Regions from separate parts of the Homo sapiens genome. Here regions 1, 3, 4 and 5 are each linked to region 2. The links are chromatin contacts, found by Hi-C in ENCODE. All regions are on one chromosome and are shown on one strand. Each heading gives the region's core, a stretch centred on a gene start or an enhancer-like site at or near the end of the contact. The rest is flanking DNA. Distances are from core to core; before and after follow the strand shown.

Region 1 (2,700 bases), core at 171-2,670, 7.7 Mb before region 2:
TATTCAAGCTCTTCTAATAAACAGCATTGAGCTAAAAACTTGGCGTAACAAAACAATTATAAATTCCAAATTTAATGCTAAATGACATTCACATTTCAGTAATTCGTTCTTCACTGCAGTGCATAAAGTTATAGAGCTATTAAAAGACGAGTTAATTATGAATAAACCGTTATTAAACACAAATAGTTGAAGAAATACACCTCAAATTAACAACAGCCACAAACATTGATTTGGTCCATGTAATGAGTATGAGCAGAACCGTAGAGGCAGGGAGTTCACTGTAAATCTACAAGATTTCAGTAATAAAACAGGAGAATATGGAGCAAAATAGCCTAGAGCAACAGAGAATATATGAGTTAATAAACGTTCTCAAAGTCGTGTAGATTTTAGCCTAAGAAGACAACAAAGGGAAGAAACCAAGGACTGAACGTCTATTTTCTTTGAAACTAATGGATTTTTTTTAAACTTACATTATTTCACACTAGATCCCCTACCAAGACTGCCATAAAGAAAAATTAAACCTCTATTCAGCTCAAAAGTTTACGTTTCAGGAACGTACTAACACCAGTAACCGTGAACATCAGGTGGTTTCTCTTTGTTGCTTATCGATGACACAGCTTTCTTCCCGACAGTCCACAACTAATTACAACCCAACTGCTTGCCTAATGGCCCGTTCCTACCTCCATCTAAACAGCAGTAACGAAACGGGCGTTCAAGCAGCACAAAGAGGGTCCTTGGTGACAGAGAGGGACGTCAGGGAGAGGGTCGCGGGGGTCTGGCTGCGCAGGGGAGAGGCTCGGGGCGACGAGCGGGGCTGGGCGGCTGGGGCCTGCTGGCCGCGTCCGTCGCCCCGAGCGGGGAGATTTCGGCGGGCCTCGGGGCGCTTTGGAGACCAGGGCCAGACGGTGCCTCCGGCCCGGCTGCCGGGAGACGCAGCGGTGGGGCCAGGCCCACTGTATCTCAAACGAACCGGGGAGGCGCTGAACAGCCACGGGCCGGCAGCCCGGGCCTCGCAGACACTGAGGAAAGGCTGGGGGCGCCCGGGGCCTGAAGGAGCAGGGCGCTGAGGGTCTGCATGGCCCCTCTGGGGGATCTGGCGGCGGAGTCGCAGCCGTCCCTGGGGCGCGGGGTAGTAGTGGCAATTGTGCGAGCCGACAGGAGCCCGCGTCTCGGGGAGGGCGGGCCGGCGGCTGAGGTATACAAGAGGATGAAGGTAGGCCGGAGGGGTGTCCCGGCCGCCTCTCGAACCCCTGCCTCCTTCACCTGCCACGAACACCACGAAGACCGCGCCGCTCCTTTTGGCCGTCGCGATGGCGGCCGGAATGGCGCCCTGGAACCACAGCATCGCTCCCTTCGGGCCCAGGCGCTCGCTCGGTGTGTAGTCTCCGCAGTCCCGAAGCCGGCTCCGCCCTCCGTCTTCGTCCGGCTCTGCGGCCCCCGCAACCTTGGCTGGTTCGGCCCCCACCTCCGGCTCCGCACAAGCGCGCACGCCCGTCAGCGGCACCCGGAGACGCGCGCTAGCGCGCGCGAGAACACCTCACGTCACAGTCGCAACCCGTCGGTGTCCGTGCCCCAGGACCTTCTCTCGTTGGCGAGTCGATGGTGCGGGCGCGCGCCCGCTAGGCCTCCGGTCGCGCAGTCCAGGAAGTGGAGGAAAGCGGTAAGAGGGATGACTAACCGCTAAGACACGTCGGCGGCGCCTGCAGTGAGGCATGATGGGAATTGTAGTCCACTTAGGCTTATTCGCCTCCATATTGTGGAGCATGTAACTGTGGGTTCTGAGGCACAGCTAAAGGGGGCAGTAGTGAGGGCCACTACACATTCTATAAAGGGGAGAGGGAGAAATAAGTGTCACTCCAACTGGCATATGCTATTCTCGGCCTCGTTGAGACTCTCAGTGTGGAGGAAATAGTCCTCGCATGGAACTAAATGGGCTTTGTCGGGATTAACTCCGAGGCTTTGATTTCTTCTGAACGTAGCCCAACCTTGCAGAAAAACGGGATAAAAACCGCAAGTCACCTTCTTTAATAACCTGTAGTCCATGTGCCTAAGCGGAGGAATTGGTAGAACGCAGGCCTTCAGCAATTTCCTAGACACTGGATAGAGATCATTTCAAAACTTCAAAACGCGTTAGGCTATTGCCACAGCTACTTTTTAAAGTAACACAAAGCAGAGAATAGATTATTTCTTTTCCAGCTACTTTCCATGGTAATACAAAAGAGACTAGATAGTGATTTATTTTCCAATTTTCTGGGAGAATGTCCTATAATCAAGATGTGGCGCTTTGTGATTGGCTGCCATTAAATGAAAACTGATCCATATTTAATACTTTCATGAAATCACATGGTCTGTAATAACTATTAGCTAAAGGCTTGCATGGTTTATTTAAAGTTGCATATACTATTATGTTAAATTCTACATCAATTAAATTTATCCTCCAGCAGTACATCTATCTGACAATCTTTGCAAGATAAAGGAAGTGATACATCTGAATATACCACCTTTCCTACAGATATTTTCCCTAAAAATAGCTAATTATTTGCACTCCGATTTTTGTACTTTTTTTCCCAATCAGGCCTCTCGTATATAGTGTTATTATAAACTGAGACATAATGCTGATTAGGGACAGTTGCTTCTATAGGACAACAATCCTACAGAAAAATTAGAATTGACCTTTAACATCAACTTTAATGGACTTCT
Region 2 (2,700 bases), core at 169-2,668:
AAGTCGAGGCTGCAATGAGCTGTGATCACGCCACTGGACTTCAGCTTGGGCTGAACTGAGAACCTGTCTCAAAAAAACAAAAAACAAAAAGGATGACATTTGAAACTGTGGAAATACATTAAACCATTTAGGAAGGCAGTATAGCATTAGCGTGTTGGAGCCCTGAAGAATGCTGTATTTATGAGAAAGAGGAGGTATAATGGAGCTTGACATAGGAGTAGAAGCAGGAGACAGCCTGGTTCTAGAGGCCAAGGGAAGACATGAGGAGGAATTACTACTGGTCAGTAAGCTAAACAAGATGAGATCTAAGTGAGGACCGATGGGTTTGAAGTTGAGTAGGTGTTGGCAACTTTTGGGGAGCAGTCTGAGAAGAGTGGCAACTCCAAAAGGGATAAGGACTGCCTAGGCAGAGAGGAGGCTGAAGTCTATCACAGGAGTCACTCTTTAGAAGTTTGAGAATGAAGGCATGAAGGTGGAAAAGGAAAGTGGCTTGAAGAGGAGGAGTATCTGAGACTCATCCCTGGGCTATAGCCAGGAGCTACTCTCTTCTAACCAAGCAGTTGTCTTACACAGCTGTGCATGATAGGAAGAGGGGGGTTTGAGCCCCATTTATTTCCTAACTAATCACAAAACTCCAGGCCTAAATTACCATCTGGTAAGGGAAGAGGGAGACTTAATCTCTTATCAGACACAAATGTGGCCTCAAAAGATATGGCTAAGTCTTCTACAGGTGCATAAACTCCAACCCTGAACCCCAAGCAAAATGACAAAATAAAACTGCCCCCTTCAGCTCCTTTATAATCCGGAAAGCGCGCGCAGGTGCGCCCCGGCCGCCCAGAGCCCTGCGCCCTGCCGGCCTGCTTTCACAGAGCCGCGCCCGCGCTGCGCCTGGCGGCTCCCGCCGCGCGTAGGCTGTGCCGACCGCGGTTCCCGGTGGGGACACCGAGTCCCACTCGCGGCATAGGGAGGCGGGCACCGTCACGACACTGGCCCGGCCCGCGGATCCCTTGGCCGCCGCAGTTGGCCTCCATTACCCTTTCCCGCGCCGCGCCTCCCCGCGGGGAAAATGAAACCCAGTGCCCTCAGGTTAAGGCATAGGGTGGGATCCACTGTCTTCTCACTTAGCCAAGAGAAAAGGCAGAACCGACTTCAGACAGCAAAGGGGTGTGTTGCCCTGGCCGGGTCGCCTGCGGCCCCGCCCCGGCGCTCTCCACCTCCTTCGCGGCCCGCCCTCCTGACTCCGGCGACTACATTTCCCACAGGACGCCGCGGCTCAGAGGGGCGGGCCCGTCCGCTCTCCCGCTCACGACCACCGGCGACTGGCTGACTCGGCAGGGGGCGGGGCCTGCGCCAGCCAATAGACGGGAGGCTCGTTACGGCGGCGGAAGCAGCGGCGCTGGAGTGAGGGGTGGGGGGCAGAGTGCTAGCTCCCCGGCGGTGGCTGCGGGTCCGGAGCCTGGGGACGTCGGCCCCACAGACGGAGAGCGCGCGGGAGCGAGCTCAAGGCGGCGCGGCGGCCACTGGGCGCAGCACCCAGGTAATGGCGGGACGGGCGCCCGGGAGGGAAGGGGAGGAGACGAGGGGGCGGGGCGGCTGAGCCGGGCTGCAGCGTCCGTCCCGTTGCGCGTCCCCGGGGAAGGGCAGAGGATCCTCGTCTCCTGCGGCTCGGACCGCGGCTCTTTCGCGAGCTGGTCACGGCGGTTGGGCCGGCGACAGGGGCTGGGTGTCCTGTGGCGAGGAAGGGAGAGGCACCGGGAGGGGTGGGCTGACCCGGGCGTGGGGGCGTGGCGGACGTGGGCCTTGGCGGGGAAGCAGAGCGGCCGGGGGAGCGCGGGCGGGCGGGCGGGCGGGCGGCCGGCCCAGGGAGTTTGGCTCCTGGAGCAGTTTAAAGTGACTCTCCACATCCGGGCCCTGCGCCCGCCGCTTTCAGACCCTGGCTGAGGCGGGGCCTCCCCGCTCCCCGCCCCCTTCGCCGGGGGCGCCTGTCTTCCTCTGCCATTGGCTCAGCCTCGAGGGGTTTGGGCTGCCCCGGCCAGGCTCGCGCCTGATTGGCTGGCAGTCGGCGGGAGGGTGGGGCGGGCTCTGAACGTGCAGGTCGCTGTGGATTGGTCCTGGGCCTCCACTGACGCGTCGGGCGTGGGGCCAATGGGCGGGCGGGGGAGGCAGGGGCAGGTTCGGGGGAAGAGGACTGCGAGCACAGCGGCGGCCGGGTGGCGGGGGTGAGTGGGGCCAGCGGGGCTGGACAGCAGCGGGCCCCGGGCGCCGCCGCCGCGATCCCTCCCCGCGCCCGCCGAGCACATCGCCGCCGCCGAGATGGGCCCTCCGCGGCACCCCCAGGCCGGCGAGATAGAAGCGGGCGGTGCGGGCGGCGGGCGGCGGCTACAGGTAAAGAGGCACAGTGCTCGTCTTGTGGTCGGGTCCCCAGATCGCCCGTCCGCACCCCCACCCCGGAGACGGGGGTCTCACACTCCGAGGTGTCTGGAAACCGGCGTCCTCCGGTCTCAGCGGGGGCTTCGCGGTGGGGTGGGGTTGCGGGCGAATCGGGAGATCGCTTGGCTCCTGAGGGAAAAGTGGGGGGCGATTTTAGGGAAGATGGAGAAGGTGTAGGGTCCTCTGGCTCTGTGAGGGGATCTGTGGAAGAGAAGGAAAAGGAAATCCGTAAATGGAGGCCTTTGCCGAAAAGCATTGGAGAATTCCTTT
Region 3 (2,700 bases), core at 91-2,590, 6.4 Mb after region 2:
CTCATAGTTCTCCCGCACTTCTCTCCCATCCCAACACATACACTAGCAAGGAGCTCCGCACACAAGCTCCTCCAGTAAAAACAACGCACTGGGCAGTGCATCTCAACACATCAAATTACCGGCGTGCATAGGAGCCTGATGCGGCAAATCTGTGGGTCCTTCGGGATCCTTGAAGGCAGCCCTATAATTTGCATTTTTCTACGCTCCAAAACACTTTCCGGGCCAGATGCGGTGGCTCACTCCTGCTGTCCCAGCACTTTCGAAGACCCAAGACGGCGGATCACTTGAGGTCAGGAGTTTGAGACAAGGCTGGGAAACATGGTGAAACCCATCTCTACAAAAAAATACAAAAAGTAGTTGGGGGGGGGTGGTGCACGCCTGTAATTCCAGCTACTCGGGAGGCTAAGGCAGGAGGATCACCTGAGCCTGGGAAGTCGAGGCTGCAGTGAGCCGTGATCGCGCCACTGCACTCCATCCGGCCTGGGCGACGGCGGTGAGACCCTGTCTCAAAAAAATAAAAGCCACCACTTTCCCACTTATTATCCCAGGGAAACGCACGCGACGGAGGAGCGAAGGAGCGTTTATTTGTGGAGGCGCTCAAGTAAGAAACCCTGCTCGCTGGCCGACTCAAGGGTCTCCAAAGCCTTCTCTGGGCTGTCTCCCCTCCCCAAAAGGCAAAGAACCGTTAACAAGTTTACTTCCGGCACAAGCGTCCGCGCCTGCTCGGAAAAGGGAGCGTGGACACACAGCTCTGTTACGGGAAGTCGCAGGGCACAATTTCCTTCATTGCAGTCGCCCTCTGGGCGGACGCCCTAACCCAGAAGTGAAAGACCGTTTCCTTCGAGTATCAGACCCCCGACCAAAGGAAGTTCCACTTGGACGACTTTTACCCAGGGTTTCCCGATTCCTCTTTAGCTCTTCCTATCACGCTCCCTGCTTGCTGGTGCATTGTTGCTGTGGCCACTTAGTTCCGACCTTCCTTGTCTAACTCGAGTTTTGTCGCAACTTTCCAAGGGGCCTAACCACAACCTTTTCCGTAAAAAAAAACAAAAACAAAACCTTTACCCTACGGGTCCCCATCAGGGTCAACTAACGTTCTCCGTGAGGGGCAAAGCTCCCGGGGACTTTACGCCAGCGAAGCCTAACACGGCCAGGCCAGCGCCTGCGCGGGGCGTTACCATAGAGAGGCAGCCGCCTCTCTGGTCTCGGTTTACGCTCTCTATGGTGTACCCGGGTTGGTGGCGGTAAGAAGAAAAAGGGTGACCGCACTGCGCAGGCGCCCTCGGCGTCTCTCTCGCTCTCTCGGTCTTTTTTTTTTTTTTCTTTTTTTTTTTTTTTAATCCCCGCACCAAGCGCTTAACCTCATTGGGGTGGAGGAGAAGGCGGCGGCTCTCTGGTCCGCAGCGGCAACAGTAACGAAAAACAGGGCTGTAAGTACCCGGTCAGGGGGCGGAGGGTCAGACCCGAGCCCTCTCGCGGCCCTGGCCCCTCCCGCGCAGTGGCGGGCGCCGGGTCTGGGTGGGGGCGATGTCCAGCGCTGTCATCGGCTCTTGGGTGCACTTTGGGGGGATGGGGCGGCCCTGAGGTGGGAGCCTGGCGAGGAGCGGGATGCGAGGGTTGTTTATCCAACCAGTAGGTCGCTGAGCCCAGGCTGCTTTGCAGAGGGAGGGGATCGGCCCTGGGGTCAGTCGGGCTTTGTGTGCCCCTCTCTGTTTCCCTTTTCCAGACCCCACCCGGGCCCCCTTCCTAACCCGAGTCTCCCCTGCCGGGTGGGAGAAGCCAGCGAGCCCGGGGCGCGTTTGAAAGGAAGGGAGGGGGCGAGGGAGAGAAACCCACAACAACTAGTCATTGGCGAGTGATGGGTGTGAAGAAAGATCCAGAGAGAAGGGGTGCCGGGAGGCGGGCGGCCCGGGCTCCCGTCCTGGGCTCCCAACCGGGCCAGACAAAAGCTGCGCGAGCGGCGCCGAGCGGAGCGGCCGGCTTGATGGGATGCACAAGGTCCCCTTGGTTCCCGGGGCCTTCGAAGAGCTTCTTTCTGAAGCTGGGAAAGCGAACAAGTGCTGAGTTAAGCCTGTGCAGACTTCTCAACTTGCCTTTGTTGTTCTTTGGTATTGGCAGAGACGCTCTGACGAAGATGAGTGTGTGATCTTGCACGTTAGCCTGGCTAGGTACAATGGAGCTAATCGAATTTTGCTTTCCGTTTTCCGAGCTGCTGGGATGAGTATGGGGCTTTCCAGAGTTTAAATTATTACATAATATTTTTAAAATAGTTGTTTGCTTCTAAAATTAAAAAAAATTAATGTGGAGTCTGAAAGCACGCTGTGGTGAGTTTGCAGCTGAGTTTGCAGCTGGGTGAGTTTCTGTGTAGTGGGGTGCGTTCATTAAATACTGACCATTCGTAGAACCTGTGAGCTCTTTAAACATGATACTTTCATTTGTAGATGTGGCAATGAGAGCTTCAGATTCTCTAGTCCTTTGGGAGACCGTGATGCAGAAGAGTCAGAAGCGAGAAATAGTTTCATGCCGCCATGTACCTTGGACCCTATTTGGGTGCCACAGTCCGTTTTCAATTCTGGCATTAGAAATTGTTTTTATTACTACGATTATTTACGACGGTAACTGACCTCTCGATATGAGGGATCCTGGATATTGGCTCCGTTTGCTCATCAAGGGATTGGGAGAATAGCAACATTGATGTTG
Region 4 (2,700 bases), core at 88-2,587, 6.9 Mb before region 2:
TCGATTTACCCTCAAATTTGCGGACAGTAAAAACAGACAACTAGTACTTACATTTTTGTTGAATTTGGTGAAAGAATGGTGCATATAAAACCTGTGCATATAAACAATCGCAGTGTTTATTGTAAGCTGAGAGCTGGAACGTAATATTTAGGAAATATCTGACAAAAGCAAGATCTCATTCCCAGAACAATTTTGATGGAAAATTCCCAGGTTCTTTTCCAATACCTCCCATTCAAATCCAAACCCCAAACTGGAAATAAAGAAATAAATGCCCGCGGGGGGTGGGGCGGCAGGAAGAGAATAGGCTTGACGCCAAATAAATGGGAATAAGAACTGCTGATCTTTTCACTCTAACAGCGCTGAGGGCCCTGGAACTATTTATCAATGGCTACGACTAACTAAACTCAAAATGAAACAGTTGAAACGCGCGCGCACACACCCATACAAAACCACGCCAAGAACATAAAGAACTCCAGTACGCTCCCAAGGTAGAAGAGAGCCGCCATCAAGCCGGCGACGAGAGCCGGGAAAGGCTGCGGCAAACACTTAGGCCTTTCAGCATCGCTAACCCTCCTACCTCTCAAACCCTTCGGGGTCAGGGACAAGTCCAGGGAGCCGCCCCTTTTCTGCAATAATCCCTAAAATTCCTCTTTCGCCTGAGCCACACTCCCAACCCCCGCCGCCACCACCACGCGCTGCCCCAAACAGATTACACAACGCAGGCTCCTGGCCCGCATTCCTGGGGTCCTATCTCCTCCTCCCTTCCTCTGCTGACCCCTCGCGACTGCCCGAGCCGGAACATTACTTCCCTGACCGCGGCGCCGAGGCCCAGCGAAGGCCGAGGCCGGCGGCGCCATGTTCGCGGGGCACCAGGCCCGGCGACCGGGCAAGGGAAACAGGGCGTGAGCGGCGGCGAACAGAAAAGGATACACATTGAGACGCTGTCCCATCTCCTGGATGAGGTTGGCCGCCTGCTGGCGGCACGAGAGCTCTTTATCCGCCTCCACTCCGCAGCGGCGGCTCGGCGTGTTCTCCAGCTGTTCCCGAGTAAAGAACCAGCGAGAAGAAGCTCCACGGCCCGACGCCATGACACTTCCTCCTCCGCCCGCTCCTTCATTCACCCCCCGCCCCTCCTGGCTCGCGGACTCCCCGCCAAGGCGCGCGACCCCGCCCCACTCCGCTCGCCGTAGACCACGCACCACCCTTTTTCACCACCGCCTCCGCCCTTGCGCATGCGCGGGGCCCGCTCTACCGACTCGCCCTAGTCTTTTGCTTTCTTTTTCTGCCCTCGGCCTCGCTCTTGCGCACGGGACCACAATGCTCCGCGCCGCTTGTCATTGGGAGGCGCCGAAGGTGGAGAGGTCGGCTCGGAAGGAAAAGGTCGGCGCAGCGCATGCCGGGTCTAGGGTTGGCGGGGCGAAGGGGTGGGGAGGGAAGGGGCGGGGAGGGGAGGGGAGGGGAAAGTGGGAGAGGGTGGACTCTGGCCGGTGTGAAGAGAGGCGGTCGGGCGGCTGCGCTGTGGGGGCCTGGGCGTGTACTTCGGAGGCCCGTCGGGCGCTTCCTTTAGACGGGAGGTCTAGCGGCCCTTTAAAAAGAGAAAAATAACCTTCACTGTCGCAGCCTCACGCCACTACTTCCATTTTCCTTTTGGGCGGGTCCGCGCAGTCTCGTAGGCGTGCGACTCCGGCCTCCGCCACCAACAGTCTCCGCCTAGCGCGCGGCTCTGGCGTTGAGCTGGCGGGGAAAGAGTGCACAGGAAGTCACGCTCCATGGCTGTCCGCACCTGAGTGCTTTTTTCACCCTACATTATCTTGTTTAAATCCCAGACCACTTGGTTTATTTTTATTTTTTCAAATTACTTGGCAAACGCTATCCAACTAGCAACGAGAAATTGAATTTCTAAATGAGGTGTTGAATCTAGACGGGGCGTGTTTTCAGGCTGCGCTGTGGTTTCTGCGAGACAAGGTTGGGGAGAATCAGATAGTGCAGGAGGAACTGAGTTAAAATTTTATCTTTAGGATTTGATGTGGGAACATCCCACATACCTGTTGATTAACTCCTGTATTTCTTCCTGTAAGAAAATGCCACTGAGCTTCACTCGGAGTTTGTGTTGTGAATAGGGTTTCTAAGTTTAAAGTCTTAACTATTTGGAGGCCGGGCACGGTGGCTCACGCCTGTAATCTCAGCACTTGGGGAGGTCCAGTGGGCCGATCACTTGAGGTCAGGAGTTCGAGGGCAAGGGCAACATGGCGATACCCCGTCTCTACCAAAAATACAAAAATTAGCCAGGTTTGGTGGCGCGCCTGTAGTCCCAGCTACTCCCGAGGCTGAAGTGGGAGGATGGCTTGAGCCCAGGAGGTGGAGGCTGCGGTGAGCTAGATCTCGCTGCTGCACCCCAGCTTGGGCGATAGTGCAAGACCTTGTCTCGAAAATAAAAAATAAAGTAATATCTATTTGCCAAAGACCATGGAGGCAAGTGATTGTTATGGGGCTCCCACGCTCAGCATACTGCATTGCACAAGAATATTGATTATAGTAGGCAGTTTTTGTAACAGTTGCTATTTCATACTCACTTCCCTTGCTTTACGTTTTATGTTGCTTACAATTTCTGGAATAGATTGATTTAAAGCAACATTTTAAAAGTGCAAACCCTTGGCCAGGTGCAGTGTTTCCCGGCTGTAATCCCAGCACTTTGGGAGG
Region 5 (2,700 bases), core at 29-2,528, 6.5 Mb after region 2:
TTTTTTGTATTTTTAGGAGAGACGGAGTTTCACTGTGTTAGCCAGGATGGTCTCGATCTCCTGACCTCGTGATCCGCCCCCCTCGGCCTCCCAAAGTGCTGGGATTGCAGGCGTGAGCCACCGCGCCCGACCTGGATTACATTTTATGTGAGGTGCAAAGACCTACTGAAACTTCGTCTCCTATTGAAACTTGACCTAGACTACTGGGCTGACTCAGCATAAGGAAGTTACAGAACAGTTGATGATCGGCGTAAAGTTAAAGGGGTGAAGTTCTGTTGAAATCCTTCCCGTTTAATCACCGCAAAAACTGAAAGAACTTTACTTGCGACACTAAAACCACGCGTCTTGTGCACCCTCTACTGGTTTAACCACAAAGTACTAGTTTATTTACGAATTACTGCTGTTTGAACTGATAAGTCTATGAAAACAGGTTTTCATTTTTCCAAAAATTGCACCAAAATAAAGCAAAAGCTCTAGTTGATGCGGGTGTGTTGTTCAGGCGTTAGCAGTACTGCCCTCACTATGCGCTCATTGGACAGTAGCGCAACCCCAAGAAAAGGATGGTTATAATAGAAAGTCCCTGGGCTGCAAGCAGGAAGCGCCAATACCTGGTAGGGTTGTGGTAATTAATTCGTGAGCCTCGCCCTAGTCGGTCTGGTAGCTAGCTTACCTCCAGCCTCCACAGCTTTCGACGACACCCCAATTCTTTGTTTTCTGAGGCTCCCGAAGGGTCGCAAAAGCGGCGGCTCGGTTTTACCCAGAAGACCGCGCGTCGGCCGCTCGAAAATTTGCATACGCTTTTCTCGCCGGGGCGGGGCTGGCGGGGGCGGGACCGCGGCGCGCTCTTGAACTCCACCCGCAGCTAACCCGGGTTTGGCTACGCTGTATTGCCTTTTATTTCGTTTCTCCTCACCGAGTATTTTCCATTATAGCTGTACATAGCTCTTTTTGTGGAAGATCATCCTTCTTCGTGCTAATCTCTTTGGTCCTCCAGTCGGCATGCGTCTGGACTCTCGGACTGCGTCTGGGCCGGAAATGTCTAGGCCTCCCCGGAGCGGGTGGGCGGGAGCGCTGCCCCGCAGGCCGGCTGCTAACAGGCTCCCGGTGTTTCCCGCTGCAGGTGGTTCTGCTGGGCATGGACATCCTGTCCGCCCTGGTGACCCGGCTGCAGGATCGGTTCAAGGCGCAGATCGGCACAGGTGAGCTGCGGCACTTGTGGAGCGGACCCGGCCCCTTCAGACCCCCAGCCTTCCCTCGGCCTCCCCGGCTCCCAAACCCTCCCGGCAGCCACCCTGCCTCCCCTCCAGCCCCCTCTCCCTCCCTTCCGCTCCTCCCAAACAGCCAGTCCCCGCCCTCCCCCGCAGCCCCCCTAAGCACTCGCAGCCTGGGTCGGCCGCCCCGCTGCCTTCCCTTCCAGCTGGACTCCCCTGGCCTCTGGGCCTGCGGGCGCCCTTACCCTCCCCCATACCTTTGTACTGGCTTCACTGTGTTCTCACACGGAACTTAGTAATACGTGTTCTAATATGAAATATTAGTGCCATTTTTATTTCTTATGCTAAATTAGCTGTCACTCTTTAGTGCCAACCAAGTCATATTTTACCCTGACCCCGGTCCCCTTTAATGAGAGGCAGTTTTCCTTGAGAAATCCTATAAAACCAAGCCAGTTGTATTTTTCTCCAGATGATTATGGTTGGCATGACTATTTTCACCTTGATTGTAAATGTCATTACAAATGTATAGTAAATGTTCACTCTTATTTTGAAGGGAAAACAGTATGTCAGCAAAATGAAACAAAACCCACAGATTTCATAGATTTAAATACCTCTAAATTCCTGACCTCCGGTGTTTCATGGGGGTAGTATAAACACTAAGCATCTCTATGCAACCATTTCCTTATGGAATTTCTCTGTTTTACGTTGGTACACATGTATTCTTTACTGTTAACTTTCCGACCAATATGCTCCTTCTGAAAAGGTCATGAGCACCGACTGTTTACAAATTTAAAAAAAGCTTTTACTTTTAGACATTTGATATTTTAATAGTGTTCCATTTTCCTCCTAAATTAGCTGAATTATTCAGGGATATCTCATGTAATAGAGGTTTACAAACTCTTAAAATAAGCTGATCTCTGGTCTACAGGTGCACTTGGACCACTGGTGGGAGGGTCCACCCTGGGTATGTCGGGGAAGATGGAGAGCTGGGCTCTGTCTCATGTGTGTATGGGCGTGATGTAAAACTAAAAATACACAATAGTGATGAAACTTAAGATTTATTCATAAGTGCCCACTCCTTCCACCCCCAAACACATATACTGGAGCCCCTCTCCTTGTGTTTTACCTAAATTTTCCTTTCTGTTGACTCTTCCTCTCAAGGTCTTCCATTTTTATCAGCTTACAAATACGTTGGGAACTGGCTGGAGGAACGTGGGGTAAGGAGGAAGACAAATAGTGTATCTGTCCATGCAAAGGATTTTGCAGACTCTTTTGGTGACTTTCATGGACTTCAGCAAGGAGAGTAGAGCTGTGAGCAAAGATGAGTGGTTTTAGAATGAGATACATCATTTAGGTCAGGGGTTTGTCTTCCCACATAATTGAGATAGGAATACTTGGTGACCACAGACCCCCAAATAGGGTTTCATTTGATCAGTTTCCATTTTGATTTTCAGTGCTGCCAAGTCTAATAGACAGACTAGGAGATGCT

The links. Hi-C counts contacts between places; a loop is a spot of excess contacts on that map. Pooled maps may share reads with other maps.
Region 1: a loop to region 2 is called in a map of CD8-positive, alpha-beta T cell, with 32 times the contacts of the local background. The contact joins the promoter of UBXN4 here to the promoter of SAP130 in region 2. A Hi-C loop is called at or near these places in 2 of 168 maps with a recorded cell type or tissue (CD8-positive, alpha-beta T cell and naive thymus-derived CD4-positive, alpha-beta T cell), 1 of 37 single-sample maps with no recorded cell type and 11 of 50 pooled maps.
Region 3: a loop to region 2 is called in a map of CD4-positive, alpha-beta memory T cell, with 18 times the contacts of the local background. The contact joins the promoter of CLASP1 here to the promoter of SAP130 in region 2. A Hi-C loop is called at or near these places in 1 of 168 maps with a recorded cell type or tissue (CD4-positive, alpha-beta memory T cell), 1 of 37 single-sample maps with no recorded cell type and 10 of 50 pooled maps.
Region 4: a loop to region 2 is called in a map of CD4-positive, alpha-beta T cell, with 27 times the contacts of the local background. The contact joins the promoter of CCNT2-AS1 here to the promoter of SAP130 in region 2. A Hi-C loop is called at or near these places in 1 of 168 maps with a recorded cell type or tissue (CD4-positive, alpha-beta T cell), 1 of 37 single-sample maps with no recorded cell type and 12 of 50 pooled maps.
Region 5: a loop to region 2 is called in a map of CD8-positive, alpha-beta T cell, with 9 times the contacts of the local background. The contact joins the promoter of CLASP1-AS1 here to the promoter of SAP130 in region 2. A Hi-C loop is called at or near these places in 2 of 168 maps with a recorded cell type or tissue (CD8-positive, alpha-beta T cell and naive thymus-derived CD4-positive, alpha-beta T cell) and 8 of 50 pooled maps.

What each region holds. Positions count from the first base shown.
Region 1 is chr2:135,740,575-135,743,274 of GRCh38, reverse strand. It overlaps UBXN4 (UBX domain protein 4), which reads right to left and starts at 1,420. Exons shown (of 13, transcript NM_014607.4): 1 at 1,264-1,420. The coding sequence starts at 1,345. LOC107985946 (a long non-coding RNA gene) reads left to right here and starts at 631. Exons shown (of 1, transcript NR_163478.1): 1 at 631-2,446. RefSeq lists a silencer at 833-882 and enhancers at 179-954, 1,283-1,342, 1,673-1,802.
Region 2 is chr2:128,026,777-128,029,476 of GRCh38, reverse strand. It overlaps SAP130 (Sin3A associated protein 130), which reads left to right and starts at 1,418. Exons shown (of 21, transcript NM_001330301.2): 1 at 1,418-1,537. RefSeq lists silencers at 731-880, 1,131-1,650, 1,751-2,090, 2,151-2,440.
Region 3 is chr2:121,648,102-121,650,801 of GRCh38, reverse strand. CLASP1 (cytoplasmic linker associated protein 1) reads left to right here and starts at 1,340. Exons shown (of 41, transcript NM_001395891.1): 1 at 1,340-1,430. It overlaps NIFK-AS1 (NIFK antisense RNA 1), which reads right to left and starts at 1,148. Exons shown (of 4, transcript NR_037857.1): 1 at 421-1,148; 2 at 120-334. RefSeq lists enhancers at 830-1,099, 1,131-1,757, 1,758-2,386.
Region 4 is chr2:134,917,243-134,919,942 of GRCh38, reverse strand. CCNT2-AS1 (CCNT2 antisense RNA 1) reads left to right here and starts at 1,337. Exons shown (of 5, transcript NR_036549.1): 1 at 1,337-1,380. CCNT2 (cyclin T2) reads right to left here and starts at 1,121. Exons shown (of 9, transcript NM_058241.3): 1 at 931-1,121; 2 at 52-133. The coding sequence starts at 1,088. RefSeq lists enhancers at 522-611, 822-1,091, 1,242-1,401, 1,479-2,152, 2,162-2,211 and a silencer at 1,412-1,481.
Region 5 is chr2:121,528,746-121,531,445 of GRCh38, reverse strand. It overlaps CLASP1-AS1 (CLASP1 antisense RNA 1), which reads right to left and starts at 1,278. Exons shown (of 2, transcript XR_001739683.2): 1 at 671-1,278. CLASP1 (cytoplasmic linker associated protein 1) reads left to right here. Exons shown (of 41, transcript NM_001395891.1): 3 at 1,121-1,199; 4 at 2,666-2,700. It overlaps RNU4ATAC (RNA, U4atac small nuclear), which reads right to left and starts at 566; the gene lies at 437-566. RefSeq lists an enhancer at 889-1,018 and a silencer at 1,209-1,408.